Regions from separate parts of the Homo sapiens genome. Here region 1 is linked to region 2. Evidence: read pairs that join two places in POLR2A ChIA-PET (ENCODE). Cell type or tissue: A673. All regions are shown on one strand. Each heading gives the region's core, and the rest is flanking DNA. Links, peaks and the distances in the headings are about the cores only. Region 1 overlaps SLC35E1 (solute carrier family 35 member E1). Region 2 overlaps C19orf44 (chromosome 19 open reading frame 44).

What was found. Peaks named below come from ENCODE experiments on the same cell type or tissue, not always from the same donor. Only the 100,000 strongest peaks of a DNase experiment are listed, where the experiment ranks them.
Region 1: POLR2A ChIA-PET joins it to region 2 with 6 read pairs; 11 of 35 experiments call an interaction of 5 or more read pairs at or near these places.

What each region holds. Positions count from the first base shown.
Region 1 is chr19:16,551,376-16,566,647 of GRCh38, reverse strand. It overlaps SLC35E1 (solute carrier family 35 member E1), which reads left to right. Exons shown (of 6, transcript NM_024881.5): 4 at 1-116; 5 at 11,251-11,496; 6 at 12,739-15,272. The coding sequence ends at 12,969. Among named protein-coding and RNA genes, the nearest start is that of SLC35E1, 13 kb to the left of the region's middle. In A673, for the core only: no CTCF peak of the experiment used is centred there; no DNase peak of the experiment used is centred there; H3K27ac peaks cover 751 bases.
Region 2 is chr19:16,499,551-16,514,822 of GRCh38, reverse strand. C19orf44 (chromosome 19 open reading frame 44) reads right to left here. Exons shown (of 9, transcript NM_032207.4): 2 at 13,272-14,031; 3 at 11,443-11,758; 4 at 8,049-8,122; 5 at 4,835-5,324; 6 at 1,714-1,809; 7 at 160-326. The coding sequence starts at 14,030. Among named protein-coding and RNA genes, the nearest start is that of C19orf44, 11 kb to the right of the region's middle. In A673, for the core only: no CTCF peak of the experiment used is centred there; no DNase peak of the experiment used is centred there.

The DNA.
Region 1 (15,272 bases), core at 2,956-10,955, 53 kb before region 2:
ATTCACGGATCCACCATCTCCGGCTGCTCAACATCCTGGGCTGCCACGCCGTCTTCTTTATGATCCCCACCTGGGTTCTGGTGGACCTCTCGGCTTTCCTGGTCAGCAGCGACTTGGTGAGTTGTACAGCACCAAGAACACGCCATTTTCTTGGCTAGTTCCAGAATAGGTGCTTTGTTGAGGAGCTGTAGCTGCATGTTAACATTGTGGTATCTTTTGGGCACCTGACAGCCAGCGCTTTCAGCAGTCAGTCCTCTGTAATGCCTCACGGTGACGATGCACGCCATCGAGGAAGTGGGTTTCCTGTGTATTTCCTTCTCTGGTGTGCTTGATCCCAGGTGCTGATAGCTGCTGTGTGTGCGCCAGTAGCGTCAAGGAAGAGAAGGTGACTCTTTCACCTCCTGACAGTATAGTCCAGATAGCACATTGACTTTTTATTTTTACTCATTTTTTATTTTAAATGTTTATTTTTTAGAGACAGAACCTCGCTCTGTTGCCAGGGCTGGAGTGCAGTGGCACAATCATGGCTCACTGCAGCCTTGACCTCAATCCGGGGCTCAAGCGATCCTCCCACAGCCTCCCGAGTAACTGGGACTGCAGGCGAATACCACCATGCCTGGCTAATTTTTTTTTGTTTGATTTTTGTTTTTTTACTGTTTTTGGAGAGACAGGGTCTCACTATGTTGCCCAGGCTGGTCCTGAACTCCTGGCGTTAAGAGATCTGCCTTGGCCTCCCAAAGTGCTGGGATTACAGATGTGAGCCACTGTGCCTTGCCAGCCCTGGAACTTTGAAAACTATGCACTGGCCAAAAAAAAAAAAAAAAAAAAAAAAAGCCGGGCGCAGTGGCTCACGCCTGTAATCCCAGCACTCTGGGAGGCCAAGGCGGGCGGATCACGAGGTCAGGAGTTTGAGACCAGCCTGGCCAATATGGTGACACCCTGTTTCTCCCAAAAATACAAAAATTAGCCAGGCATGGTGGCTCGCACCTGTAGTCCCAGCTACTTGGGAGGCTGAGGCAGAAGAATTGCTTGAACCCAGGATGTGGCGGTTGCAGTGAGCCGAGATGGTGCCACTGCACTCCAGCCTGGGTGACAGAGGGAGACTCCGTGTCAAAAAAAAAAGAAAAAAACATGCGCTGCCTGGGTGTGGTGGCTTACGCCTATAATCCCAGCACTTTGGGAGGCCAAGGTGTGTGAATCATTTGAGGTCAGGAGTTCGAGACCAGCCTGACCAATATGGTGAAATCCTGTCTCTACTAAAAATACAAAATTAGCCAGGCGTGGTGGTGCACGCCTGTAATCCCAGCCACTTGGGAGGCTGAGGTGGGAGAATCGCTTGAACCCAGGAGGCAGAGTTTGCAGTGAGCCGAGATCGCACCACTGCACTCCAGCCTGGGCAACAAGTGTGAAGCTCCGTCTCAAAAAAAAAAAAGAAAGAAAGAAAACTGTGCAGCTCAGTTCCTCCCTGGTCTCTGTTTCCATTTACTCCACGTCGAATCTTTTTGCCACCTGCAGGGTCTGCCTTCAGAGAATGTGTTATAAATGAATGCAAGTGCCTGCGGTGAGGAGGAGGCCAGTGCGATTCTTCCAGACTCGAGTTAGAAAGGAAAAGTAAATATTTATTGAGGTCTTAATGTGGTCTAGCTGGATTTGTGACATTTCTTATCTTTAATCCTTGGCTCCACCTGCTGAAGTAGTGGATATTACCTCTATTTTCCCAATCAGTAAACCATGGCTCACTTTTCTAACTTTCGTTTCACATTGATGAGCTGTAATTCTTCTGTGAAGAACTTTCCATCTTCCAGGACTAGTTTGTTACCTTGAAGTATGGTACGAGAAAGGCAGTTTAATGCTTAACTGTTCCTTTTGATGACTAATTTTCAGGATAGAGAGTTGGAGCTTACTCCAAATGTTGACCAGAGTTGAGGGTTTGTTTGGGGGTAGGGAAGGGGTTCTCTTTTTTTCTCCAGCATCATTGTGAACTTTTATGTGTTTGTCAGTTGCATGAATTATTCGTTTTCCTAGTCAAATTGTCCTGTCTTGGCCAGGCGCAGTGGCTCCAGCCTGTAATCCCAGCACTTTGGGAGGCCGAGGTGGGCAGATCACTTGAGGTCAGGAGTTCAAGACCAGCCTGGCCAACGTGGTGAAACCCCATCTCTACAGAAAATACAAAAATTTGCCAGGCATGGTGGTGCACGCCTGTAATCCCAGCTACTCAGGAGGCTGAGGCAGGAGAATTGCTTGAACCTGGAAGGCGGAGGTTGCGGTGAGCTGAGATCGTACCACTGCACTCCAGCCTGGGCGACAGAGCGAGACTCCATCTTAAAAAAAAAGAAGAAAAAAAAATTGTCCTGTCTTAGCCATTGGAGCCCTTCTGATTGGCTCCTTGCCCTTCTAGCACTGTGGGTCAGCGTTTCTCCCAGCGGGATGCCCGCCTTCACCTTGTGTACTTCCCATCCCAGAGCTGCAGTCAGCCCCTCCTTCAGGACTCCAGGTGCCGTTAGTGGGGAGCGGTATTTAGAGACACAATCCAGGTGCCATGGGTGCTTTTTGCTGCTGGGTGGTCATTGTTGTTAGGCCTTTACTGTGAAAAATTAGGAAGTACACACTTGGGGCAGCAGCAAAGAGTTCCTAGCAATTAGCGTCACTTTCAGTTGAACAGTCCAGATCTTTGCTGTTTTGAATTTCATATTTAGATCTCGTCGCTGGTATGCTTGGTTCCGCTCCTCGTTTCTTAGTTGCTTATTCTACCCGTTATTCACTGATGTTATTCTACTGTACACTCACTCATATAATTGCTTCAGAATGAGCATTCTCACAGCACAATTGCAACTGGAGTGCTGAGAAAAGGTTAGTATTTCTTTGCAGGCTGGGTGTGGTGGCTCACACCTGGAATCCCAGCACTTTAGGAGACCGAGGTAGGTGGATCCCTTGAGGCCAGGAGTTCGAAACCAGCCTGGCCAACGTGGGGAAACCCCATCTCTAGAAAAAATATAAAAATTATCTGGTGTGGTGGCGTACGCCTATAATCCTAGCTACTAGGTAGGTGGAGGTTGCAGTGAGCTGAGATCACGACACTGCACTCCAACCTGGGTGACAAAGTGAGACTGTCTCATAAAAATAAAAAAAAAGAAGAAGTCTGGTCATGATTCCTGTACTCTCCCTGTCCCCTCCCTGACCATGGATAACATTTCTTAGGCTCCTAGTTCACCTGTTCCATATTTTTGCAAATATAAGCAAATTTGCATGTATAATCACCCTCTGTCCTTATTACACACAGAGTAGCTTTTTATTTTATTATTTTATTTTATTTTATTTTATTTTTTGAGACGGAGTTTTTCTGTCTCCTAGGCTAGAATGCAATGGCATGTTCTCGGCTCACTGCAGCCTCCGCCTCCCGGATTCAAGCAGTTCTCCTGCCTCAGCCTCCCGAGTAGCTGGGACTACAGACACCCACCACCGCGCCCAGCTAATTTTTTGTGTGTTTTTACTAGAGGTGGGGTTTCTCCATTTTGGCCAGGCTAGTCTCAAACTCCTGACATTAGGTGATCCACCCACTTCGGCCTCCCAAAGTGCTGGAATTATAGGCGTAAGCGACCACGCCCAGCCCAAAAAGTAGCTTTTTAAATTTACAGGTCAGGCACAGTGCCTCACACATGTAATCCCAGTATTTTGGAAGGCAGAGGCAGGCAGACTGCTTTAGCCTCAGGAGTTTGAGACCAGCCTGGTCAACATGGTGAAACCCCGTCTCTACGTAAAACAAAACCAAAAATTAACCCGGCATGGTGGCACATGCCTGTAGTCCGAGCTACTTGGGAGCCTGAGGTGGGAAGATCACTTGAGCCCGGGAAGGTCAAAGCTGCAGTGAGCCATGTTTGAGCCACTGCACCCCAGCCAGCATGACAGAGCAAGACCCTATCTCAAAAATAAATATAAACATACAGTCATCCTTCCATATCTGTGGGTTCCACACTAGTGGATTCAGCCAACTGCGAATTGAAAATATATGGTAGAAAAACAAAATACTATAATAAAGAATAAGACATTTTAAAATAATACAGTATAACAATTATTTGTATAGCAGTTTTATTGTATTAGGGATTACAAGTAATCTAGCGATGATTTCAAGTATATGGGAGGATGTGCATGGATTACATGCAAATACTAAACCATTTTATAAAAGGGACTTGAATATCTGTAGATTTTGGCATCCGCAGGGGTCCCTAGAACCAGTCCTCCGTGGATACTGAAGGGGAGCTGAACTATTCTGCACCTTGTTCATTTCATCTCATCGTCCCAGAGAGCTCTTCATAACGACATAGAAGGCCTTTCTCATTTCTTGTACGGCTGTGTAATAGTGTCAGTGGGTTTCCTGTCAGTTCCTCTGCTGTTCTGTGTTACAGCTCATTAGAGTATGTATGTGTCCACACATGGACAGAAACATACAGGCTTTTGCTGTGTTTTTTTGTCTTTGCTTTTCTTGCACTTAGGACATTTTGTGTTGTTATTGTTGTTCTAGTCATTATCTTTTTTGTTGTTGTAATACCTTAAGTAACCTTTTTTTTTTAGTTGAGGCTATGTATGTTATGTTTGGTGGTGTTTTGTTTGGTTGGTTCTTTTTTTTCGTAGAGACTGTCTCCCACTGTTGCCTAGGTTGGTCTTGAACTCCTGGCCTTAAGCCATCCTCCCGCCTTGGCCTCTCAAAGTGCTGGGATTACAGCTGTGAGCCACCACACTTGGCCCATATGTTTTTTAACATGAGCATGACTTTGTGTATTTTAATAGCAGCCCTAGGCATACACCATATTCACTAATGTTGCAGTCTGAAGATGGGGTTCCCACATGTCTGGGTTCCCCCTCTTTGTCTTGTGTCTCCCACATAGACTACACAGACAGCAGGTTAGTTAGCACCGTCGCAGTCCTGTTCTCCAGAACAGGCGGGAAGAGGATGAGATGGGAGAATGTCAGCTGGTGTCTGCTGCTCTCCAGTCTACCAAGAATCAAAGGCTGCAGTGGGCAGTTCCCAGAGACGCCTGGCCCAGTTGCCAAATGGCTTGGCAAAAGACAGGCGGGGATTCCTAGACTCTGGAGCAGGTGGCCTGGTTTCAAAACTTGGACAGAATGCATGAAGCAGCTACTTGAGAACCGAGAAATAAATGGTAGCAGGCAGATGGGCGGAGGAAAGACCAGAATTCAGAGTGCCTTGGAGCCACCAGTGAGTTCGTCATTCTTCTTCCTCCTGTGTCTTCAGCCTGGACATGAGGCAGCTCAGAAGGTAGATGTGGGCACTGAATGAGAACAGAGATGTTCTCTGCTTGGAGTCTGGAGAATGGGAAAGGAGACTCCTAACCCTCAGAGAGAATGGAGGAAATCCCCTGTTAGGCTTTCTCTTTTCTTTTCTTTCTTTTTTTTTTTTTTTTTTTTTTTTTTTTTTGAGATGGAGTCTTGATCTGTTGCCCAGGCTGGAGCGCAGTGGCGTGATCTCAGCTCGCTGCAACCTCTGCCTCCAGGGTTCAAGAGATTGTCCTGCCCCAGCCTCCCATATAGCTGGGATTACAGGCACATGCCATCATGCCCAGCTAATTTTTATGTATTCTTTTTTTTTTTTTAGTAGAGATGGGTTTCACCATGTTGGCCAGGCTGGTCTTGAACTCCCGACCTCAGGTGATCTGCCTGCCTCGACCTCCCAAAGAGATAGGATTACAGGCGTGAGCCACCACACCTGGATGCCTGTTAGGCTTTTTCTCTTTTTTTTTTTTTTTTTTTGGTTTTTTTTTTTTGTTTTTGAGATGGAGTCTCACTCTGTCACCCAGACTGGAGTGCAGTGGCACGATCTTAGCTTACTCTAACCTCCACCTCCCAGGTTCAAGTGATTCTCCCACCTCAGCTTCCTGAGTAGCTGGAATTGTAGGCGCGCACCACCACTCCTGGCTAATTTTTGTGTTTTTAGTAGAGACGGGGTTTCACCATGTTGGCCAGGCTGGTCTCGAACTCCTGACCTCAGATCATCTCCCTGCCTCAGCCTCCCAAAGTGCCGGGATTACAGGCGCCAGCCGGCACGCCCGGCTGTCTGTTAGGTTTTTTTCTATTTTCTTTTTTGCCTTCATCTCTTGCTTCCCAGGCTCCTGACAATCCTACGTTGGTGGCAGCAGCAGCAGGTTCCACAGCCACCTAAAACCCTGAGAAGGGCGACTCTTCCTCTGCTGTTTGAGGACATATAGTCCTCAGAGGATGGGATGAGCCCTTTTGCAGCTTGTTCTCTGTACTGTCACTGCTTGACCCTCAAATGGGGGTGTAATCACAGGAAGTGAACAGCAGAGTACGGTGATTAAACCTCAGCTTTCTGACTGGAGGGCCATGAAAGGGAGGGACTAGGAAACTAGAAAGTACTCAGGAGATTGTGTGGAGGGAGGAGCTGAGGACAGCGACCTCATAAAGTCGCCCATGGAATCCCAGGCTCGCCCCTGAGCGTCACACATGTGAGGATGAGATCTTAAACAGCATACCAAAGACTAAGAACAGAACTGTGGGAGAGACCACCGCTTGGCTTTCAGACTGACCACAGGCGGCACAGACTCAGGACAGAGCCAAATACCACTGGAAAGGCTTTGAAAACATAACTGACATTGGAACCACAACCCACAGAAGGCTGGTCAAGCCTGCAGCCTGAACCCAGCATCATCAATTGCCTGCTAAAACAAAACATCAACATTCTTCATAGGATTTAAATAAGACCCAGACTTTTATAATATGCGAAATGCCCGGGATTCCAGCCAAAATTACGTAGTTTACGAAGACCCAGGAAATTCCAGGTGGTTGGGAAAAGACAATCAACAAGGGCCAACAGTGCAATGATACAGATGTTGGGATTATCAGACAGACTTTAAAGCAGTGATTACCATCGTGCTCCAAGGAGCAAAGTAAAGACTCTGGAGACAAATGTGAACAGATAGAAGATAGAGTGAAGAACCAAATGGAAATTTTTTAAATTCCTTTGAGAGAGGGTCTCATTCTGTGCTCAGGCTGGAGTGCAGTGGTACAATCACAGCTCACTGCCACCTCAACCTCTCTGGGCTCAGTGATCCTCCCACCTCAACCTCTTGAGTAGCTGGGACTACACGTTCACACCAGCATATCTGGTTAACTCTGTGTGTGTGTGTGTGTGTGTGTGTGTGTGTGTGTGTATTTTTTGTAGAAAGAAGGTTTTGCCATATTGCCCAGTCTGGTCTCAAACTTCTGGGCTTAAGTGATCCACCCGCCTCAGCCTCCCAAAGTGCTGGGACTATAGACATGAGCCACCAAACTTGGCTAGAAATTTTCTTTTTTTTCCCTTAGACGGAGTCTTGCTCTGTCACCCAGGCTGGAGTGCAGTGGCGGGATCTCGGCTCACTGCAACCTCTGCCTCCCAGGCTCAAGTGATTCTCCTACCTCAGCCTCCCGAGCAACTGGGATTACAGGCGCCTGCCACCATGCCTGGCTAATTTTTATATTTTTAGTAGAGATGGGGTTTCACCATGTTGGCCAGGCTGGAGGCCAGAAATTTTTAAATGGAAGATAGTAACTTAAAAACTCACGGGATTGGCTGGGCGTGGTGGCTCATGCCTGTAATCCCAGAACTTTGGGAGGCCAAGGCAGATGGATCACAAGGTCAGGAGTTCAAGACCAGCCTGACCAACATGGAGAAACCCCGTCTCTACTAAAAATACAAAAATTAGCTGGGCGTGGTGGCACGTGCCTGTAATCCCAGCTACTCAGAAGGCTGAGGCAGGAGAACTGCTTGAACGTGGGAGGCGGAGGTTGCAGTGAGCCAAGACCATGCTGTTGCACTCCAGCCTGGGCGACAGAGCGAGAGTCCATCTCAAAAAAAAAAAAAAAAAACTCAAGGGATGGACTGAAAAGCGGAATGGAGGTAACAGAGGAAGGAGCCAATAACTTGAAGATAAATCAGTCTACATTATCCAGTTTAAACAACAGAGAGAAATTAGATCAGAAGACAATGGACAGATGGCTGGGTGCAGTGGTTCATGCATATAATCCAATCCCAGCACTTTGGAAGGCCGAGCCAGGTGGATCACTTGAGGTCAGGAGTTCGAGACCAGCCTGCCCAATATAGTGAAACTCCTCCTCTACTAAAAATAGAAAAATTAGCCAGGTGTGGTGCGGCACACCTGTAGTCCCAGCTACTTGGCAGGCTGAGGCAGGTGAATTGCTTGAACCTGGGAGGCAGAGGTTGCAGTGAGCCAAGATCGTGCCACTGCACTCCAACCTGGGTGACAGAGTGAGACTCCGTCTCAAGAAAAAATAGGCCGGGTGTGGTGGCTCACACCTGTAGTCCCAGCACTTTGGGAGGCCAAGGTGGGCGGATCACCTGAGGTCAGGAGTTCGAGACCAGCCTGGCCAACATGGTGAAACCCCATCTCTACTAAAAATACAAAAATTAGCTGGGCATGGTGGTGGTTGCCTGTAATCCCAGCTACTCGGGAGGCTGAAACAGGAGAATCACTTGAACCCGGGAGGCAGAGGTTGCAGTGAGCTGAGATCGCACCATTGCACTCCAGCCAGGGTGACAAGAGCAAAACTCTATCTCAAAAAAAAACAAAAACAAAAAAAAAACTTCACCATCCTGGCTAACACGATGAAACCCTGTCTCTACTAAAAATACAACAATTAGCCGGGCATGGTGGCGGGCGCCTGTAGTCCCAGCTATGCGGGAGGCTGAGGCAGGAGAATGGCGTGAACCCAGGAGGCGGAGCTTACTGTAAGCAGAGATCCCACCACTGCACTGCAGCCTAGGTGACAGAGCAAGACTCCGTCTCAAAACAAAACAAAACAAAAAACTTCAGTACATGGAATGTTACACACAGTGGAGCATTACTCAGCAATGAAAAGGTACCAACTCTTGTCCCTCACAACATGGATGAATGGCAGAGTTGCCACACTGAGTGAAAGCAGCCTGTCTCCAAAGGTTCCCAGCCATGTGATTCCAGCTCCATGACAGTCTCCCAAGGACACACGGATCATGACAGAAAACATGGATGGTTGCCAGGTTTAGGAGGAGGGGGTTAGGACAAAAGAGAAGCCCCCCAGGAGTGTCCTAATCCCTGATGGTCATGGTGGTTCCATGAATTGATGCATTTGTTAAAATGCCTGGAATTGGCCAGGCGTGGTGGCTCATGCCAGTAATCCCAGCACTTTGGGAGGCCGAGGCAGGTGGATCACGAGGTCAGGAGATCGAGACCATCCTGGCTAACACGGTGAAACCCCGTCTCTACTAAAAATACAAAAAATTAGCCGGGCGCGGTGGCGGGCGCCTGTAGTCCCGGCTACTCGGGAGGCTGAGGCAGGAGAATGGCGTGAACCCAGGAGGCGGAGCTTGCAGTGAGCAGAGATCGCGCCACTGCACTCCAGCCTGGGCGACAGAGCAAAACTCTGTCTCAAAAAAAAAAAAATGCCTGGAATTGTGCACCGTGCTGCCAAATCAGTCCATTTTATTATGTATCTTTTTTTTTGTTTTAAACCAGATTGGTTGGGTTCCCTTCCCAGAAGATAGATATCTATGCAAGCAGGAAGAAAATAGCATGGAAATCCTAACCGATCACCTTAGGGAGCGACCCCTGGGAGAACAGGCTGGCCCAACATGAAGGCATCCTGGTGGGCTCATATATATTACAGGGGCTATTCCTCCAGTGAGGTTCCCCGCAGAAGCTGCAGGGTGTATGGCACAGGTAAATGGATTTGCATTTGGGAGTTCCAGTCTTGAGTTGGTTGACATTGAGCTGGTCGCCTAAGCGTGTCTTCTTGCATTTGAGAGGACCGTGTGATCCTTCTCTCTTGGAGTGCAGTGGAGATGGAGTCAGGTAGACATCCTGCAGCTCCAGCAGGGCCGCCAATCACGGTCACCCTGGGCTGAGCCAGCTCTGTCCTCCTGTGGCCAAGGTCAGCGTGGCCTGGAAATTGGCCTACAGGGCAGTGTCTACCTGGTTCTCACCTGTCTGCCTGTCCTGGGACCAGCCTAGGCTCTTTGGGGGATTCCATGGTCCCGATGTCTGCTAGTTGTGATTTCTTAATTTCTGGATCCCTTAGTCAGAATGGCCTCATTCTGGTCAGGGTCAGATGGTAAAGTTTTGTGGGGTTTTTTTGAAACAGTGTCTTACACTGTCGCCCAGGCTGGGGTGCTATGGCGCCATCGTAGCTCACTGTAGCCTTGAACTCCTAGGCTCAAGCGATCCTCCCACCTCAGCCTCCCAGGTAGCTGGGACCACAGGTGTGCACCACCATGCCTGGCTAATTTTTTTTTTTTTTTGTAGAGACAGGGTCTCACTGTGTTGCCCAGGCTGCCCTCGAATGATTTTTTTTCCTTAGCCTCCCAGAGTGCTGGGATTACAGGCATGAGCCACCACGCCCAACCTAAACTGGTTTTTTTGTTTGTTTTTTTGAGACAGAGTCTCGCTCTGTTGCCCTGGCTGGAGTGCAGTGGTGCAATCTCAGCTCACTGCAACCTCCACCTCCCAGGTTCAAGAGATTGTCCTGCCTCAGCTGGGATTACAGGCATGCGCCACCACACCACACCACACCCGACCAATTTTGTATTTTTAATAGAGACACAGTTTTACCATGTTGGTCAGGCTGGTCTTGAACTCCTGACCTCAGATGATCCAGCTGCATCGGCCTCCCAAAGTGCTGGGATTACAGGTGTGAGCCACTGCACCTGGCCTCAGCTGTTGATGGTAACGTCACCTCTTGTGTTTGTTTGGCTTGAGATTGTTGTAAAGCACTTCAAAAGCCATGATTCTGTTCATCCTCGCAGCAATAGGTGCAGACCCGTGGCTTTCGTATTACCAGGTACTTCGCAGGCTCAGAGCCACCTTCCCAGGACCTCCAACCCTGTAGAATGCATTGCGTCCAACAAGCAGATCCCTGCTTTGCCAAACCCAGGGTTCCTGGCTGTTCACTGCCAGGGAAGGCTTTGGCTTACGTCTTGCTTGGTGCCCTTTGGGGACCTGGCTTCACCTGTTTCCTTGGCAGGAGACGGCGGGTGATTCCCATGCTGTGTGGTGTCATGAGGTTCTGAGGTCATGGACCTAAAGCACCTAGTGTCTCTTGGTGACACATCTGGACTGGCTGCCTGTGGACCATGAGGCTCCAGATGAGCCCCTCCACATCCCTTCCCCTAACCCTGCCAGGTGGATACAGGGAGGCAGGGTCACCGCTGCCCACTGAAGTGCTGTCTTTACCTTCCGGTCTCTGCAGACCTACGTCTACCAGTGGCCCTGGACGCTCCTGCTCCTGGCTGTCAGCGGCTTCTGTAACTTTGCCCAGAATGTTATCGCCTTCAGCATCCTCAACCTCGTTAGCCCCCTGAGCTACTCGGTCGCCAATGCCACCAAAAGAATCATGGTCATCACGGTGTCCCTGATCATGCTGCGCAACCCAGTCACCAGCACCAACGTCCTGGGCATGATGACCGCCATCCTGGGGGTCTTCCTCTATAACAAGGTGAGAGTCTGAGAGGCTGGGCAGGGAAGGAAGCCGGCCCCCCAACACCCAGGAAGTCAGAAAAGGAAGGGCCTCCCGGGCGCTCAAGGCTGGGGTTGTATGTCAGAGCTTTGCCACTGACTGGTTTATGATCTTGGCGTAGCCCCATCCCACTCTGGCTTCCTTTTTCCTGCATAGGCAACCTCAGGTCCTCAAATCATTCCGGCTGTGTCTCAGCTGGGGTTTTCCCTCCCTCCTCTCAAAGGCTCTGTTTAGTGCGGTGTAAGGACATGGGATGGCCAACAGGGAGGGCTTGCCTTCTTTTCCTTTTCTTTTTTTTTTTTTTTTTTTTCGAGATGGAGTCTGGCTCTGTCACCCAGGCTGGATTGCAGTGGCGCTCCATCCCAGCTTACTGCAACCTCCGCCTCCCGGGGTCAAGCGATTCTCCTGCCTCAGCCTCCCGAGTAGCTGGGACTACAGGCGCCTACCACACCTGGCTAATTTTTGTATTTTTAGTAGAGATGGGGTTTCACCATCTTGGCCAGGCCAGCCTCCAACTCCTGACCTCAGTTGATCCACCTGCCTTGGCCTCCCAAAGTGTAGGGATTACAGGCATGAGCCACCACACCTGGCCTCTTCATTTGTTTCTTAACACATGTAGATATGGGGTCTCTCTATTTTGTCCAGTCTGGTCTCCAACTCCTAGCCTCAAGTGATCCTCCCGCCTAGGCCTCCCAAAGCACTTGAACTACAGGCATAAGCCACTGCGCCTGGCCAAGGACTTGTCTTCTGAGTCTGTCCATGCACTGTGGTCTGGTCCATTCAAGTCTGCTTTCCTTGCTCAAGCCCTATGACTTATGCCGGCCCCGGAGGTTAACTGACTTTTTTTTTTTTTTTTTTTTTTTCTGAGACAGCGTCTTGCTCTGTCTCCCAGGCTGGAGTGCAGTGGTATGGTCCCAGCTCACTGCAACCTCCGCCTCCTGGGTTCAAGTGATTCTTGTGCCTCAGAACGCCTGAGTAGCTGGAACTACAGCATGCGCCACCACACCCGGTTAATTTTTTGTATTTTTAGTAGAGACGGGGTTTTGCCATGTTGCCCAGGCTGGTCTCAAACTCCTGAGCTCAGGTGATCCTCCCGCCTCGACCTCCCAAAGTGCTGGGATTACAGGTGTGAGCCACCGCAGCCAGCCAGTTGATTGACTTTGAATTACGAGCTCTTATGCCCCGGGCATGTCCTGTCTCATTGCTCTCTTTCTGGCACAGACCAAGTACGATGCAAACCAGCAAGCCAGGAAGCACCTCCTCCCCGTCACCACAGCAGACCTGAGCAGCAAGGAGCGTCACCGGAGCCCACTGGAGAAGCCCCACAACGGCCTCCTCTTCCCCCAGCACGGGGACTATCAGTACGGCCGCAACAACATCTTAACAGACCACTTCCAATACAGCCGGCAGAGCTACCCAAACTCGTACAGTTTGAACCGCTATGATGTGTAGAGTCCAAAGGACAGGACCAGACTGTTGGTGACTCCTTCCCCGGCCCCCACAGCAGTATCAGAAACTTCTGACAATCAGTGAATGTACAACCCAGCCGAGGGGACGGTGCATAACTCTCCATCAGAAGCCCTGGGGTTCCTGGCCCCCCGTGAGCCGCAGGAGGATGCGTTGCCTGCAGTGCAGACGGCCGTGAGCTCTGGGCAAACCTAAACAGAGACCAGTGTCTCATGCTCTTTCTTCCTGGAGTCTGTCATCTGAGGGCCGTGTCCCTGCGGAGATCTTGGCCACGTTGTACCTTTCCATGTGGAATTATTCCCCAAGCAGTGTAGCTCAGAGCACTTGTGTCTGCATTCCAGATAACATTCAGGACCTGTGTGAAAAGCTGGGGTCACTGTGGCTGTAGACCATGAACTGGCAGTGGGGGTGTCCAGGGCGGTGCTTGAGAACGTCAGACTGGCTAGTTTAATTCCCTGGCGCAGATACGCATAGGACCAACAGGGTCACCAAGCAGACAGGGAGCCCGCGAGAATCATTCAAAACATCCCCAGCCACAGAGATGGATCCAGTTTCCTGGTCATCCCCTTAGCAGTTCACAAGTTCCTGGCAAATGTTCCAAAGCAAAAAGCGATTGCAATTAGCATCCAGTTCCTGCAGCCTGGTGCTCTGCCCTGCACGTCAGGGTTGGCATCCACCCAGATCCAGATGGAAGGGAAACTTCTCTCTTCTCCTTTGCCTCCTCTTCCCTCACCAGAGCAGGGCGCTTCTCTTGGGGTGGTGAGAAGGATCTTCGAGAAATCGTGTTCAGTATTTCAAGCTCTATTTCTGTGGCACATGTCTTTTGAGAGGCATCTTCACCTCTTCTGTGATGACTTGGTATGTTGTTTGGTAGAGAGATCTTGATTTTCGGAGGATCTTGCATTTTTCTAGGGAATATTTTGTAGTTGTGTGTGTGTGTTTTTGCCTTGGTCCCCATTATGGGATGCATTAGGACTGGCCTATGCATCGAAAATCTTTTTGTTTGTAAACGTTTAAAAACAAAGTTCCCCGGCCAGGCACAGTGGCTCACACCTGTAATCCCAGCACTTTGGGAGGCCAAGATGGGCGGATCACGAGGTCAGGAGTTCGAGACCAGCCTGGCCAACATAGTGAAACCCCATCTCTACTAAAAATACAGAAATTAGCCGGGCATGGTGTCGCGTGCCTGTAGTCCCAGCTCCTCAGGCTGCTGAGGCAGGCGAATTGCTTGAACCTGGGAGGCAGAAGTTGTGGTGAGCCGAGATTGTGCACTCCAGCCTGGGTAACAGAGCGAGACTCCATCTCAAAAAAAAAAACAAAACAAAACCAAGTTCCCACTGGTGATGCCTGTCTGACACGTTTTGGTATTTAGTAGGAAATGAAGTGTTTCGAAGCTTCGAGAGAAGCTTCAAAATTGTCACAATTGCTGAAAACAGAATGAATCGTGAACATTATCTCAATATTTTGTATAATAGACAAGACCACAGTGTTTTGGTTCCCTGACCTGTTTTTGTGTTTATGTTAGGATCTGAATCATGTTCTGGGTAAGGGGACGAGGAGCGAACACTGCACTAAGATTTGGTTTGCCAAATCAGATTCTTTGGTCAAGAGTCAGTTTGGGGCCAGGCGTGGTGGCTCATGCCTGTAATCTCAGCACTTTGGGAGGCTGAGGTGGGTGGATCACTGGAGTTTGAGACCACCCTGGCCAACATGGTGAAACCCCATCTCTACTAAAACAAAAATTAGCCAGGCATGGTGGCACCTGCCTGTAATCCCAGCTACTTGGGAGGCTGAGGCAGGAGAATCACTTGAGCCCAGGAGGTGGAGGTTTCAGCGAGCTGAGATCACACCACTGCACTCCAGCCTTGGTGACAGAGTGAGACTCTGTCTCAAAAAAAAAAAAAAAAAAAAGGAATCAGTTTGGGTCTTGGCAGAAATCAACATAAGGAATATGACAAGACCCCAGTAGGTAACCCTGAGTGCTCAGGTCCGAGCTGTGGTCTCTTTTACGGCTTCATGAAAGGACCGTGCCCTCACGGAGGGGACCACGGCTTGGCTTGTGGGGTCTTAGGTGATGGCTGCCTTCTTTCTTCATCACCACACCCAGCTTCTTGCTGGCACTTAGGGGAAGAGAGCAGCAAATGAGAGATTTACCTTTTATCTCCCAGCGAGCGAGATGTTTCCCTGTTCAGAGAGGAAGTAACATCACTTATGCTTGACTGGTGTTTCTTTTGTTGTTGTTTGTTTTTCTTTCAATTGGAATTCTGTATTTAAGATGTTATGTCAGC
Region 2 (15,272 bases), core at 4,209-12,208:
GAGGCTCCCTCCACAGGGACAGGTGATGGCCCCACTGCATCCCTGCAGCCCTGGGCTGAGCGCTGGAGCCCAGGCCCCGGCCCATATCCCTTCGGCCCGGCCTCTGGGAGCTGCCGCTCCCCTACTGCCCTGCCCCTGCCCATGGGGAGCTGCGCTCACCTCTTTGGCTTCCTCCAGGGTGTGGTAGTGGAAGGAGTCCGCGTCCAGGGAGCGCAGGAGGGAGGCGTGCAGGTGCCGGCTGGCCTGGATGAACTGCTGCGTCAGGCTCAGCTGCTGCTTCAGCACATCATGGAGTGCCAGCACGGCCGGGCTGTAAGCGGTCAGGGCTGACCCAGCTCCGCGTTACTCGGTGGCTTCGCTGGGGCCCCACAAATTCTGCAGCCCCCCCCCCACCGCTCAGGTGCCAGGCTGCTCTCTGAAATCTTTTTTTTTTTTTCTGGAGACAGGGTCTCGCTCTGCCACCCAGGCTGGAGTACAGCGGTGCCATCACAGCGCACTGCAGCCTCGAACTCCTGGGTTTAAGCAACAGTGGCTCACACCTGTAATCCTAGCACTTTGGAAGGCTGAGGCAGGCGGATCACAAGATCAGGAGTTCGAGATCAGGAGTTTGAGACCAGCCTGGCCAACATAGTGAAACCCCATCTCTACTAAAAAAACAAAAAAAAAAATTAGCCAGGTGTAGTGGCAGACACCTGTAGTCCCAGCTACTTGGGAGGCTGAGGCAGGAGAATCGCTTGAACCTGGGAGGCAGATGTTGCAGTGAGCCAAGATCACACCACTGCACTCCAGCCTGGGTGACAGGGCAAGACTCCGTCTCAAAAAAAAAAAATTAAAAAATTGAAAAGGGAAAAAAATAGTAGGTACCAGATGGACCCCTACGTGTATCACAAGCCTTTATTGGCTCCACTGGACTCGACAAAGACTAAACTCTCTAAGATGGCTGCTGGGGCCCCTCCCTCATGCCTCAGGCTGGACTGGAGCCTTTGTGAGGGCCACACAGACTCAGCCCAGGAGGCAAGGGAATGTCTACCCAGGCTGTGCAACTCAGCATCAGTCAAATACATGTCTTCAGGGGAAATAAACTATGGCTTATTGATGTAATGCCACCAAGGGGAACATACAAAACAAAAGTGGTCTTGTGCCAGGCAGGGCGGCTCAGGCCTGTGATCCCAGAACTTTGGGAGACCGAGGTGGGCAGATCATTTGAGGTCAGGAGTTCGAGACCAGCCTGGCCAACATGGAGAAACCCTGTCTGTACTAAAAATACAAAAATTAGCCGGGCGTGGTGGCAGGTGCCTGTAATCCCAGCTACTCGGGAGGCTGAGGCAGGAGAATCGCTTGAACCCAGGAGGCAGAGGTCCCAGTGAGTGGAGATCGCGCCACTGCACTCCAGCCCGGGCAACAGAGCGAGACTGTCTCAAAACGAACAAACAAAAAAAGTGGCCTTGTTGGGGTGCAGGGCACAGAAGCATCACTCTTCACCCTCTTGTTTTGTGTGACATTGGTGTCTCTTTGCAAGAGACAGAAGGTTCAAGGGCATCCACACCTTTTCTCTCCTCATGGCAGGTGCCTGTGGCTGCAATAATCCCTGCCCAATGGACCCCTGGAAGCCAGCATGCAAGGGGTGCCACACCTCCAGAGTGGGTGTGAATCTGCAGGTGAAATGAGTCCTGTAAAATGTGACAGGAAGGATCCCCCGAGCCGGGCTGTTACCTTCTATTGCATCTGCACTGATAACATGATTGGCGATGGGTGTCGGGTCCACGTAGGCGCCTCCCAGGGCAGGCCCCATGGCTGCCATGCTGGCCACTATCTCGGGGACAAAGAGAGGGGTAAGCAGGCAGGACGCAGAGAAATGACTTTCGGGTCCACAGATACGACCCTGGAATAAACTACGTGACCTTGTTCTTCCCTCTTTCTGAAGGTGATCGCCACTCTTGCATTTTTTTTTTTTTTTTTTGGTTTGAGACAGGGTCTTGCTCTATTGCCCAGTCTGGAGTGCACGGCATGATCACAGCTCACTACAGCCTCCTGGGCTCACGTAATCCTCCCATCTGTCTCCCAAGTAGCTGGGACTACAGGTGCGCCACCACGCCTGGCTAATTTTTAAAATTTTTTGTAGAGACAGGGTCTCCCTATGTTGCCCAGGCTGGTCTTGAACTCCTAGGCTCAAGCAATCCTCCTGCCTCAGCCTCTGAAAGTGCTGAGGTGTAAGCCACCGCACCCGGCCCTTCTTTACTTTTTTTTACCCTCTTCCCCTTTCAAGTATTTCCCAAGGCTGCCTCCATTTTTCTGCTAGGTTTTCTTGGCTCAAGGCACGGGTATCCTAGCTGGGTGCAGCGGTGGCTCCGGCTCACGGTGGCTGCAGTCGAGAGCAGTGGAGGATGTGCTTTCCCAGCCCTTCTTCTAAGGGTCACTGTTGACCTCAGGATGTTGCGTGTTCTCTGGGCTCTGAGGCCAGCGTGTTTATGGCTGCTGTTTTTTCTTTCTCCTTTCCCTGTCAGTCCTAGTCTAGGAAAACAGCCTCGCCAGTGTTTCATGAAAGCATCCCTAAATTGCCAAAAATATGGACAGAAGTGCAGAGAGACACAAACAATTCTGAGCCCAGATCCCAGGTTGAAAATACCATTTAACACCTCCAAGGTGATTTGACTCAGTCCATGTGATTGACTTTCCCTCCTGAGAAACAGACACCACTCACCCTCTCCTGGGGGGCCCGTCAGGCTGATGTTAGGTTAAGCCCCCAAATCAAAACAAATAGATCCAGTGAGAATTACATTGCCTTTTTTTTTTTTTTTTTTTTTTTTTGAGACAGAGTCTCACTCTGTCGCCCAGGCTGGGGTGCTATGGCACGATCTCAGCTCACTGCAACCTCCACCTTCTGGTTTCAAGCGATTCTTGTGCCTCGGCCTCCCGAGTAGCTAGGACTACAGATGCGTGCCACCACACCAGGCTAATTTTTGTATTTTTAGTAGAGACGGGGTTTCACCATATTGGCCAGGCTGGGAACTACATCATTTTTCACATCCAGTCTACCTTGTCAAGAGCCATATGGATGAGAAAAGAGATATTAAAAGGGAATGTTTATTAGCCAGGCGCCTCTAGTCCCAGCTATTGGGGAGGCTGAGGTGGGAGAATCGCTGAAACCCAGGAGGTGGAGGAGGCAGTGGGCCGAGATTGTGCCACCGCACTCCAGCCTGGGCAACAGAGCGAGACCCCATCTCATAAAATAAAATTATATAAAATAAAATAATAACATGGGAATGTTTAAAAGAATGGGGCCTTTCCACCAGCAAGAGCCGAGACTGAAGCTGGGAATGAGAGAAATGCCCGAAGGCCAGGCATGGTGGCTCATGCCTGTAGTCCCAGCACCTTGGGGGGCCAACATGAGCAGGTGGAAGGATCACTTGAGCCCAGGAGTTCAAGACCAGGCTGGGGAACATAGGGAGACCCTGTCTCTACAAAGAACATTTTAAAATTATACAGGGGGCCAGGTGCGGTGGCTCACACCTATAATCCCAGCACTTTGAGAGGCCGAGGCAGGCAGATCACGAGGTCAGGAATTTGAGACCAGCCTGGCCAGCATGGTGAAACCCCATCTCTACTAAAAATACAAAAATTATCTGGGCGTGGTGGCACATACCTGTAATCCCAGCTATTCAGGAGGCTGAGGCAGGAGAATCGCTTGAACCCAGGAGGTGGAGGTTGCAGTAAGCCAAGATCGCACCACTACACTCCAGCCTGGGCAAGAGAGTGAGACTCCATCTCAAAAAAAAAAAAGATACAGGGCCGGGTGCAGTGGCTCACGCCTGTAATCCCAACACTTTGGGAGGCTAAGGCTGACAGATTGCTTGAGCCCACGAGTTTGAGACCAGGCTGGGCAATATGGCAAGACCCTGTCTCTACAAAAAATATAAAAATTAGCCAGGCATGGGGGCGCATGCTTGTAATCCTACTACTCAGGAGGCTGAGGTAGGAGGATCACCTGAGCCTAGGGAGGTTGAGGCTGCAGTGAGCTATGATTGGGTCACTGTACTCCAGCTTGGGCAACATAGCAAGACCCCATCTCTAAAAACAGAGTGAGAGAGAGAGAGAGAAATATCTGGAAAGTCACCCAGGGTGTTCATTCTCCAGGACAAAGGCATCCTGTGCACTGCGGGGTGTGGAATAGCACCCCTGGCCTCCACCCAGCAGATGCCGATAGCATTCCCCACCCTGAGTTGTGACAACTAATAATGTCTCCAGACCTTGCTGGAGTCCCCCCGTGAATCATCCTGTGGGAGGTGCTACCCTAGTCCTTGGTTCTGATCCTTCTGAATGCTTCAGGGCTAGGAAGACATCGGGACACACGAGGGCGGCTGTCCCTCGTCCATGGAAGAGGAAATGGTGAGCCAAGGTCCCTAGGTGACTTTTATTTTTTTTGAGACAGAGTCTCATTCTGTCACCCAGGCTGGAGTGCAGGGGCATCATCTCAGCTCACTGCAACCTCCACCTCCCGGGTTCTTCTCAAGCCTCAGCTTCCTGAGTAGCTGGGATTACAGGAACACACCACCACAGCCAGCTAATTTTTGTATTTTTAGTAGAGATGAGGGTTCCCTGTGTTGGCCAGACTGGTCTTGAACTCCTGACCTCAAGTGATCCTCCCGCCTCGGCCTCCCAAAGTGCTGGGATTACAGGCGTGAGCCACCTTGCTTGGCCAACCCCTCCAGGTGATTAATAACAAGAGCCCAAATCTCAGGAACCTGAGCTCTCCCACGTGTCTCCCAGGATGCTGTAAACCACACGCTGAGCTCCTGTCCCGGCTGCCCCGGCCCCCACGGGCCCCAAGGCTTACCCTTGGTCCACTCGTAGGTGAAGGCAGGATCTGGCGTCTGCACAGCTGTGTCCTTCACAAGCACTCTTGTCACGTGCCTGCCCGACTTTTTCCTAGACTCGGCTGTTTGTGGAAGGTCTGTCTTCACACTTGAAGAGGATTCAGACAAAGCGTCCAGTGTTCTGTCAAGAGACTCCTTGGAATGGGCGGTTGGCTCAGATGCTGTCAGACTTGGAGAGTTTTCAAAATCCTCCGAATAAGCTGAGCTGACTGTGTTCACCATGGGGGCTTCAGATGGTGGCTGCATGCTGGAAGTGCTGTCCTGCTGGATGGCAGAAGCCGAGCTGGCACTGAGATGCTCCGAGACCTCGCTCTCATCCCCCTCTGCAGAGGCGGCCTTTCCCTGTGATGCCCAGCTCCTCGCCTGGGCCTGCCTCGGGGCATCCTGCCCAGTGGACGCCTCGGCTCTGAAGATTTTGCCAGCTGTTTTTTGTCTCTGAGCACTTTCCTCCTAAAATGAAGAATGGCAGAGGTGGCTGGGAAGTGTTTTGGAAATATCAACATGCTAGGAACACTGCACTCCTAGGAGCTGGGGACCTGCAGCACTCCCGCAGACAAGGGGACACACCAGGTCCTCATTAGATGTGGGCACGGAGTATTCTAAACAGAACTGTGGCGTCTTCAGTACGGCATGTCCACGGGGCTGCAGGAATCCTGATGGTGTGACGCATGCTTAGGTGGCACGTGGATGGCATTTAACATTTCATCATGGACTTAAGGACTTTAGGTGGTTGAGGCGGTAGGATCCTTTGAGCTCAGGAGTTCAAGACCTGCCTGGGCAACACAGCAAGACCCTACCTCTATAAGAAAAAAAAAATTAAAAAATTTTCAGCCGGGCACAGTGGCTCATGCCTATAATCCCAGCACTTTGGGAGGCCAAGGCGGGCAGATCACCTGAGGTTGGGAGTTTGAAACCAGCCTGACCAACATGGAGAAACCCCGTCTCTACCAAAAATACAAAATTAGCCAGACATGGTGGCACGTATCTGTAATCCCAGCTACTCAGCAGGCTAAGGCAGGAGAATCACTTGAACCCAGGAGGCAGAGGTTATGGTGAGCTGAGATCACACCATTGCACTCCGGCCTGGGCAACAAGAGCAAAACTCTGTCTCAAAAAAAAAACATTTCATCATGGACTGATGAAATGTTAGGTGGCTGAGGCGGCAGGATCCTTTGAGCTCAGGAGTTCAAGACCTGCCTGGGAGACATAGCAAGACCCTACCTCTGTAAGAAAAAAAATATTTTAAAAATTAAGTTTCATCATGCCTGGGGGCAATGGCTCACACCTGTAATCTCGGCACTTTGAAAGGCCGAGGCAGGAGGATTGCTTGAAGCTGGGAGTTCAAGACCAGCCTGGACAACCCAGCCGGTCCATATCTCTACAAAAAAATAAAAAATTAGCCAGGCATGGGTGCACGCTTGTAGTCTCAGCTACTCAGGAGGCTGGGCAGGATTGCTTGAGCCTAGGACATCGAGGATGAAGTGAGCCATGATCCCCCAACTGCATTCCAGCCTGAGTGAGACCTGTCTCAAAAATAAATAAATTGGGCCAGGCATGGTGGCGCATGCCTGTAATCCCAGCACTTTGAGAGGCCAAGGTGGGTGAATCACCTGAGGTCAGGAGTTGGAGACCAGCCTGGCCAACATGGTGAAACTATCTCTACTAAAAATACAAAAATTAGTGGGGTAGGGTGGCGGGTGCCTGTAATCCCAGCTACTCAGGAGGCTGAGGCACAAGAATTGCTTGAAACCAGGAGGTGGAGGTTGCAGTGAGCTGAGATTGTGCCACTGTAGTCCCAGCCTGGGCGACAGAGCGAGACTGTGTCTCAAAAAAATAATAATTAAGGCCGGGCGTGGTGGCTCACGCCTGTAATCCCAGCACTCTGGGAGGCCGAGGCGGGCGGATCACGAGGTCAGGAGATCGAGACTATCCTGGCTAACACGGTGAAACCCCATCTCTACTAAAAATACAAAAAAAATTATCCGGGCCTGGTGGTGGGCGCCTATAGTCCCAGCTGCTCGGGAGGCTGAGGCAGGAGAATGGTGTGAACCCAGGAGGCGGAGCTTGCAGTGAGCTGAGATCACACCACTGCACTCCAGCCTGGGCAGCAGAGCGAGACTCTGTCTCAAAATAATAATAATAATAATAATAATAATAGGCCAGGCGCAGTGGCTCATGCCTGTAATCCCAGCACTTTGGGGGGCCAAGGCAGGTGGATCACTTGCAGTCAGGAGTTCGAAACCAGCCTGGCCAACATGGTGAAACCCCGTCTCTACTAAAATATACAAAAATTAGCTGGGCATGGTGGCAGGGGACTTAATCCCAGCTACTTGGGAGGCAGAGGCAGGAGAATCGTTTGAACCCGGGAGGTGGAGGTTGCAGTGAGCCGAGATCGAGCCATTGCACTCAAACCTGGGGGATAAGAACAAGACTTCTCTCAAAAAAAAAAAAAAAGTTTAAAATAAAAAATAATAATAATAATAAAATAAAAACAATAAATATTTTAAAATAAAAATAAAATGTCATCACTGTGTATAACCAACACGTGTATCTGACAGTGCCGGTGGCCACCAGGACAAAAATCACAACAGGGAGTGTGACTGGATACGGCTGGTGAAGTGTTGCCTCCGTGCAGATGTTGTCATGGGCGGCTTTACGTGGGATGTGCTTTAATCACCAGCTAACCAAGGTAGCTTCATCCTGTTAGCACCTAAATCAGGGTCTCTCACCTACTGCACTCTTGACATCAGAGGCCACAACATTCTTGGCAGCTGGGGGCCACCCGGTGCATTACACAATATGGAGCAGTGTTCCTGGCCTCCACCCACTCACAATGCCAGTGGCATCTGTCACCCACCCCCTAGTCATGACAGCCAAAATGTCACCAGACATTGCCAATGTCCCCTGGGGGGCAGATTTGAAAACTATAGGCCTAAATGAAACATTACTTGCTTTTCCACATAAGAATCGACATTGGGCCAGGCATGGTCGCTCACACCTGTAATCCCAGCACTTTGGGAGGCTGAATCGGGAGGATTGCTTGAGCCCAGTTTGAGGACGGCCTGGGCAACATAGTGAGACCCTGCCTCAATTTTTAAATTTTTTAAAAATTTAAAAAAAAAAATGTTGAAGCCAAAAACAATCGACCATGAAAAATGACTTTGTTGTACTTACTTCCTGTTCCAAATCGGAGTTCTCACTGACAGCTGGAGCCAGACCGTCAAGCGATAAAATATTTATTCTAAACTCTGTAATTAAAAAATGAGTATAAGCGTTTACATTTACTCTCTTATTTACTCCATAAATTTTTACAAACCTTCCAAATTTCTTTTTTCTTTTCTTTTCTTTTTTTTTTTGAGATAGAGTCTCACTCTGTCACCCAGGCTGGAGTGCAGTGGCACGATCTTGGCTCACCACAACTTCTGCCTCCCAAGTTCAAGTGATTCTCTCACCTCAGCCTCCTGAGTAGCTGGGATTACAGGTGCCTGACACCTCGCCCGGCTAATTTTTCTATTTTTAGTACAGACAAGATTTCACCATTTGGCCAGGCTGGTCTTGAATTCCTGGCCTCAAGTGATTCACCTGCCTCGGCCTCCCAAAGTGCTGGGTTTACAGGTGTGAGCCACCGCAGCCAGCCTAATCTCCCACAAATGTTTAGAAAGATATGAAGACATGGCCAGGCGCGGTGACTCACGCCTGTAATCCCAACACTTTGGGAGGCCGAGGCGGGCAGATCACAAGGTCAGGAGATCGAGACCATCCTGGCTAACACAATGAAACCCTGTCTCTACTAAAAATACAAAAAATTAGCCAGGCGTGGTGGCGGGTGCCTGTAGTCCCAGCTACTCAGGAGGCTGAGGCCGGAGAATCTCTTGAGACCAGTTCAAAGCTGCAGTGAACTATGATCACACCACTGCACTCCAGCCTGGAGCATAGAGAGACCCTGTCTCTAAAAAATAATAATAATCATCGGGCATGGTGGCTCACGCCTGTAATCCCAGCACTTTGGGAGGCCGAGATGGGCAGATCAACTGAGGCCAGGAGTTCAACACCAGCCTGGTCAACATGGTGAAACCCGATCTCTATTAAAAATACAAAAATTAGCCAAGTGTGATGGCACGTGCCTGTAGTCCCAGCCACTCAGGAGGCTGAGGCAGGAAAATCGCTTGAACCCGGAGTTGGAGGTTGCAGTGAGCCAAGATCATGCCACTGCACTCCAGCCCGGGTGACAGAGCAAGGCTCCGTCTCAAAAATAATTATCATAACAAATAATGATAATAATAATGATAAAAAATAAAAGGCTAGCTGGGAAATTTCCAGCTTTTGGGGACAGACTGACTCAGCTCCAATGTCATAGTGTGAAAGCAGCCATAGACAATGTGTAAAGGAAGGAGCGTGGCTGCCTTCTGAGAAAGCTTTATAAAGACAGAAGACAGGCTTGGTGCAGTGGCTCATGCCTGTAATCCCAGCACTTTGGGAGGCCGAGGCAGGTGGATCACCTCAGGTCAGGAGTCGAAGACCAGCCTGGCCAACATGTTGAAATCCCGTCTCTACTAAAAATAGAAAAATTAGCTGGGCGTGGTGGCAAGAGCCTGTAATCCCAGCTACTCGAGAGGCTGAGGCAGAAGAATTGCTTGAATCTCGGAGGCGGAAGTTGCAGTGAGCCAAGATCACGCCATTGCACTCCAGCCTGGGCAACAAGGGCAAAACTCTGTCAAAAAAAAAACAGACAGAAGACAGGGCCGGGCACAGTGGCTCATGCCTGTAATCCCAGCACTTTGGGAGGCTGAGGAGAACAGATCACAAGGTCAGGAGTTCAAGACCAGCCTGACCACCAGGTACGGTGGCTCACGCCTGTAATCCTAGCACTTTGGGAGGCGGAGGCAGGCGGATCACAAGGTCAAGAGATCGAGACCATCCTGGCCAACATGGTGAAACCCTGTCTCTATTAAAAGTATAAAAATTAGCTGGGCGTGGTGGTGGGCACCTGTAGTCCCAGCTACTTGGGAGGCTGAGGCAGGAGAATCGCTTGAACCCAGGAGGCGGAGGTTACAGTGAGCCGAGATCACGCCATTGCACTCCAGCCTGGGTGACAGAGCGAGATGTCATCTCAAAAAAAAAAAAAGACCAGCCTCACCAACATGGTGAAACCCCGTCCCGTCTCCACTAAAAATACAAAAAATTAGCCAGGCATGGTGGCGTGCGCCTATAGTCCCAGCTACTTGGGAAGCTGAGACAGGAGCATCACTTGAACCTGGGAGGCAGAGATTACAGTGAGCTGAGATCACGCCACTGCACCCCAGCCTGGGCAACATCTCAAAAAAACAAACAAACAAAAAAAAAAACAGACAGAAGACAGGCCTGCTAGCCCCTGGTCTAGACAGATTAGCAGCTGATCAGAGTGTACTGTTGGAAGTTGCTGAGAAGTACGTGTGTGGTGTAAGGGGTGGGAGGTGGCAGGGCAGCCAGCCAGCTGGGGGGAAAGAGTGGGAAGACTGTGGAGCAGGGGCAGACCTGAGACATGGCCCCAAAGCATCCTATGTTGTCATTTACAGCAAGTTAATAGACTGTGAGTTCTGAAAAAAAGAGTTCTAAAAAACAAAAAAATAGTACAGCAAGTCAAAGGCACCACAGAACCTTAGGGTGGAGGCCAGTGCCTGAACCAAGTGTGTGCCGGGACCCAGGAGTGTGGGGTTCTCTGTGGAGATTCTGGTGCCCCAACAGGTTTTTGGGTTTAAAAAAATTTTTTTTTAGAGATGGAGTCTTGCTCTGTCACCCAGGCTGGAGTGCAGTGGTGTGTTCATAGCTCACCGCAGCCTCCAATTCCCAGGCAGGCTCCAATTCTCAGGCTCAAACGATCCTCCTGCCTCAGCCTCCCCAGCAGCTGGGACTACAGGTGCGCACAACCACACCCAGTTAATTTTTGTATTTTTTGTAAAAACAGGGTTTCACCATGTTGCCAGGCTGGTCTCAAACTCCTCCTGCCTAGGCTTTCCAAAGCACTGGGATTGCAGGCGTGAGCCACCAGGCCTAGCCTCCAACAGCTTCCAACAGGTTTAAATTGACTCAAGAGATGAGTTGGTAAGCCAGGTGTAGTGGCTCACACTTGTAATCCCAGCACTTTGGGAGGCCAAGGCAGGCAGATCACCTAAGGCCAGGAACTCAAGATCAGCCTGGACAACATGGTGAAACCTGGTCTCCACAAAGAGTACAAAAATTAGCCCGGTGTGGTGGCACACGCTTGTGGTCCCAGCTGGTCAGGAGGCTGAGGCAGGCGGATTGCTTGAGCCTGGGAGGTTGAGGCTGTAGTGAACCCTGATCATGCCCACTACACTCCAGCCTGAGCGACAGAGCAAGACCCTGTCTCAGAATTAAATAAATAAATAAAGATAGCACAAAAATCGGACTTGGCCCCTCAACCAGACAAGAAAGTTAGAAAGCTGAGTGTGAGATGCGACTCAAAACTCCCTGCCTGTGGCAATGCCCCATGACCACTGCGTCAGGGACTCTAAAGGTGGCCCCACCCTTCCTGCCCAAGGTACTGGCTTTGCACCGGGACTGGGATTACCGTCGAGGCTGTCATCAGCACCTTCTGAGACTGGCTCGTCCACAGTCTCAGCCTCACTCCTTCCCGGGGAGGACACAAGCTTGACATGCCCCATCTTTAAAGACACTGAGTTTGAAAAGGCGCCTGTGATGGAAACTGACGGCGTGTGGGAGGCGGTGTCACTGGAAACGTGACTCTGTGGGTAGTCTGCTCTTGAGCGAGTGCTGTGAAGGGTTCTGTCTGCTGCCAGGGAGGTTGGCAGGTGTGATGTCTGAGAAGGCTTTGCGCTGGAGAGTTCCACGCTGGGTACAGTAAATGCTCTCAGTTGAGATGGGACCTGATATAAAACACTTGAAATTAACAAACTTATGACAACTAAGGTTTTTTGTTTTTTTGTTTTTTGTTTTTTTTTTTTGAGAAAGGGTCTCACTCTGTTGCCTAGGCTGGAGGGCAGTGGCTCAATAGCTCACTGTAGCCTCGACATCCTGGGCTCAAGCAATCCTCTCACCTCAGCCTCCCAAGCAGCTAGGACTACAAGTATGTGCCACCACACCTGGCTAATTTTTTTTTTTTTTTTGTAGGAATGGGTTTTGCCATGTTGCCCAGACTGGCCTTGACCACAGCTGAAGCAATCTACCCACCTAAGCTTTCCAAAACCCTGGGATTACAGGTGTGAGCCACCATACCTGGCTGATACCTAAAAGTTCTTATGGTTAAACAGACAGTGCAATTAGCGGGGAGCATGAGACCAAGACCACAGGTATCACATTTTTCTCTTACTGCATCCCCTTTCTCTCTTCATTTCTGAAAGTCACAGTACAATATTTAGGTAAGATAATGTTGGGAGTAGAAAATAATTCCACAAGGCTGGGCGTGGTGGCTCACGCCTGTAAATCCCGGCACTTTGGGAGGCCGAGGCGGGCAGATCATGAGGTCAAGCGATCGAGACCATCACGGCCAACAGGATGAAACCCCATCTCTACTAAAAATACAAAAATTAGCTGGGCGTGGTGGTATGCTCCTGTAATCCCAGCTACTCGGGAGGCTGAGGCAAAAGAATTGCTTGAACCCAGGAGGCAGAAGTTGCAGTGAGCCGAGATCAGGCCACTGCACTCCAGCCTGGTGACAGAATGAGACTCCATCTCAAAAAAAAAAAAAAAAAAAAGGAAAGAAAGAAAATATTCCACAAATAGGCCACGCACACTGGCTCACACCTGTAATCCCAGCACTTTGGGAGGCTGAGGTAGGCAAATCACCTGAGGTCAGGAGTTGGAGACCAGCCTGATCAACATGGAGAAACCCTGTCTCTACTAAAAATACAAAATCAGCCGGGCATGGTGGTGCATGCTTGTAATCCCAGATACTCAGGAAGGCTGAGGCAGGAGAATCACTTGAACCTGGGAGGTGGAGGTTGCGGTGAGCTGAGATCACGCCACTGCACTCTAGCCTGGGCAACAAGAACGAAACTTGGTCTCAAAAAAAAAAAAAATACAAAAAAGTAGCCAGTCACCGGCCGGGCATGGTGGCTCATGCCTGTAATCCCAGCACTTTGGGAGGCTGAGGCGGGCAGATCACCTGAGATCGGAAGTTCAACACCAGCCTGACCAACATGGAGAAACCCCATCTCTACTAAACACATAAAATTAGCTGGGCGTGGTGGTGCATGCCTGTAATTCCAGCTACTCGGGAGGCTGAGGCAGGAGAATCACTTGAATCTAGGAGTGGAGGTTGCGGTGAGCAGAGATCGTGCCATTGCACTCCAGCCTGGGCAACAAGAGCAAAACTCCATCTCAAAAAAAAAATTAAATTAAATAAATTAAAATAAATTTACCAAAAAAAAAAAATCTCACCGAAAATAGTTTTCTTTCTTCTTCCTCGCTGACGTTAGCGCTGCTGAAGCCTTGATTCGTGTTTTTTTCTCTAGAAGAGTCCATCAAGCTTCCTAGCAATACTTTCATTTCTTCTTCGTCACTGTCTGGAGAATCAAATGTTCTAGCAGGTTCTTTCTGTTTGGGGGTTTGCAAAGTCCTCTCTTTCCCAGCAGGTGCTTCAGGGGATATGTTTTCAACAGGTGCTTGTTTCTTCTTTAGAAACCTACTGACCTTCGCGTTCTGTGCATTATTTTCGGTGACAGGAAGTTCACGGGCTTGATTCTGGGAAGTTTTGTCTGTGTTCTGGGACGCGAGTTCGAGTGCACCCCCAGAGAGGATTCTGTCAGCTCTCTTTGGAAGACCAGCATCGGCGGTCATTGAGTCAGATTCCGTGTCAGACAAATTCCTCTGCAGCTTCCGATTCATGATCCGGGTTTCCAGCTGGGCCAGCTTCATGAGTGCGGCATTGGCTCGGATCCTGGAGGCAGTGGTGGGCGGTCTACATGAGGCAAGCCTGGGTCCACTCCCGAGCACAGGGTTCTCTTTCAGGAGTAAGTGTTTCTCATCTAGAGTTTGGTTTCTTTTTAGAAATCTGCTATGACCAGGTGCTATTTTGGTAAGATTTCTACTGATCTGGAAGTTTCTGATTTCTTCCATTGTTGAATCTTCCAAGGAAACATCACTGAAGTCACCAAAAACATCACGCATGGGACGGCTGGCTTTCCTTGCAGAAGCCATTCTGTGGAGGAAGAGGAGCAATTTTGCATAAGAGTACCTGCTGTTTGTATTGAGCATTCAATGGCTCCTACTTGGCAAAAGCTCACACTGTCTTTTGCAACCCAGCCACAGTCTTCCCTTCAAGCCCAAGGATGACAATGAAAATGACCAGGCTGGGTGCAGTGGCTCACACCTGTAATCCCAGCACTTTGGGAGGCCGAGGCAGGTGGATCACGATGTCAAGAGATTGAGACCATCCTGGCAAACATGGTGAAACCCCGTCTCTACTAAAAATACAAAAATTAGCTGGACGTGGTGGTGCACAACCTCTCAGGCTCAAGTGATCCTCCTGCCTCAGCCTCCTGTGTAGCTGGGACTACAGGTGCACACCACCATGCCTGCCACTGCACTCTAGCCTGGGCTACAGAGTGAAACCCTGTCTAAAAAAAAAAAAAAAGAAAAAGAAAAAAGAAAAGACAAATTACCTGAAAGAGCAATAAGGTGACGTGTGAAAATCGAGGTATCCCTGTATTTAACAAGCCCCCAGAAAATCAGATTTCACTTAGTGTAAGAACCATTACCAATGGCTGGGCTCAGTGGCTCACACCTATAATGCCAGCAGTTTAGGAGGCCAAGGCAAGCAGATCACCTGAGCCCAGGGGTTCGAGACCAGCCTGGCCAACATGGCAAAGCCCCATCTCTACTAAAAATACAAAAATTAGTCAAGCGCCAGGCGTGGTGGCTCATGCCTATAATCCCAGCACTTTGGTAGGCCGTGGTGGGTGGATCACGAGGTCATAAGTTCAAGACCAGTCTGATCAACATGGTGAAACCCCGTCTCTACTAAAAATACAAAAATTAGCCGGGCCTGGTGGCACCACCTGTAGTCCCAGCTACTTAGGAAGCTGAGGCAGGAGAATCGCTTGAACCCGGGAGGTGGAGGTTGCAGTGAGCCGAGATCACACCACTGCACTCCAGCCTGGACGACAGAGCGAGACTCTGTCTCAAAAAAAAAAGAAGAACCGCTACCCTGGGAAAGAGGGGGGCTATGGACAGGCACAGCTCCCCAGCAGGCCAGCAAATCTTTACCGTATGTGTATATTTTTCTAGGTAGAAATATCAGAGCTTTCATCATATTCTCAGAGTTCCCATATACCCCTGAAAGAGTATGAACAACCCACTGCAAGACTTACAAAGGCTTCCGAAGATTACAAAGACTTTAAAAGATGAAAAACTACAGGCCGGGTGCGGTGGCTCATGCCC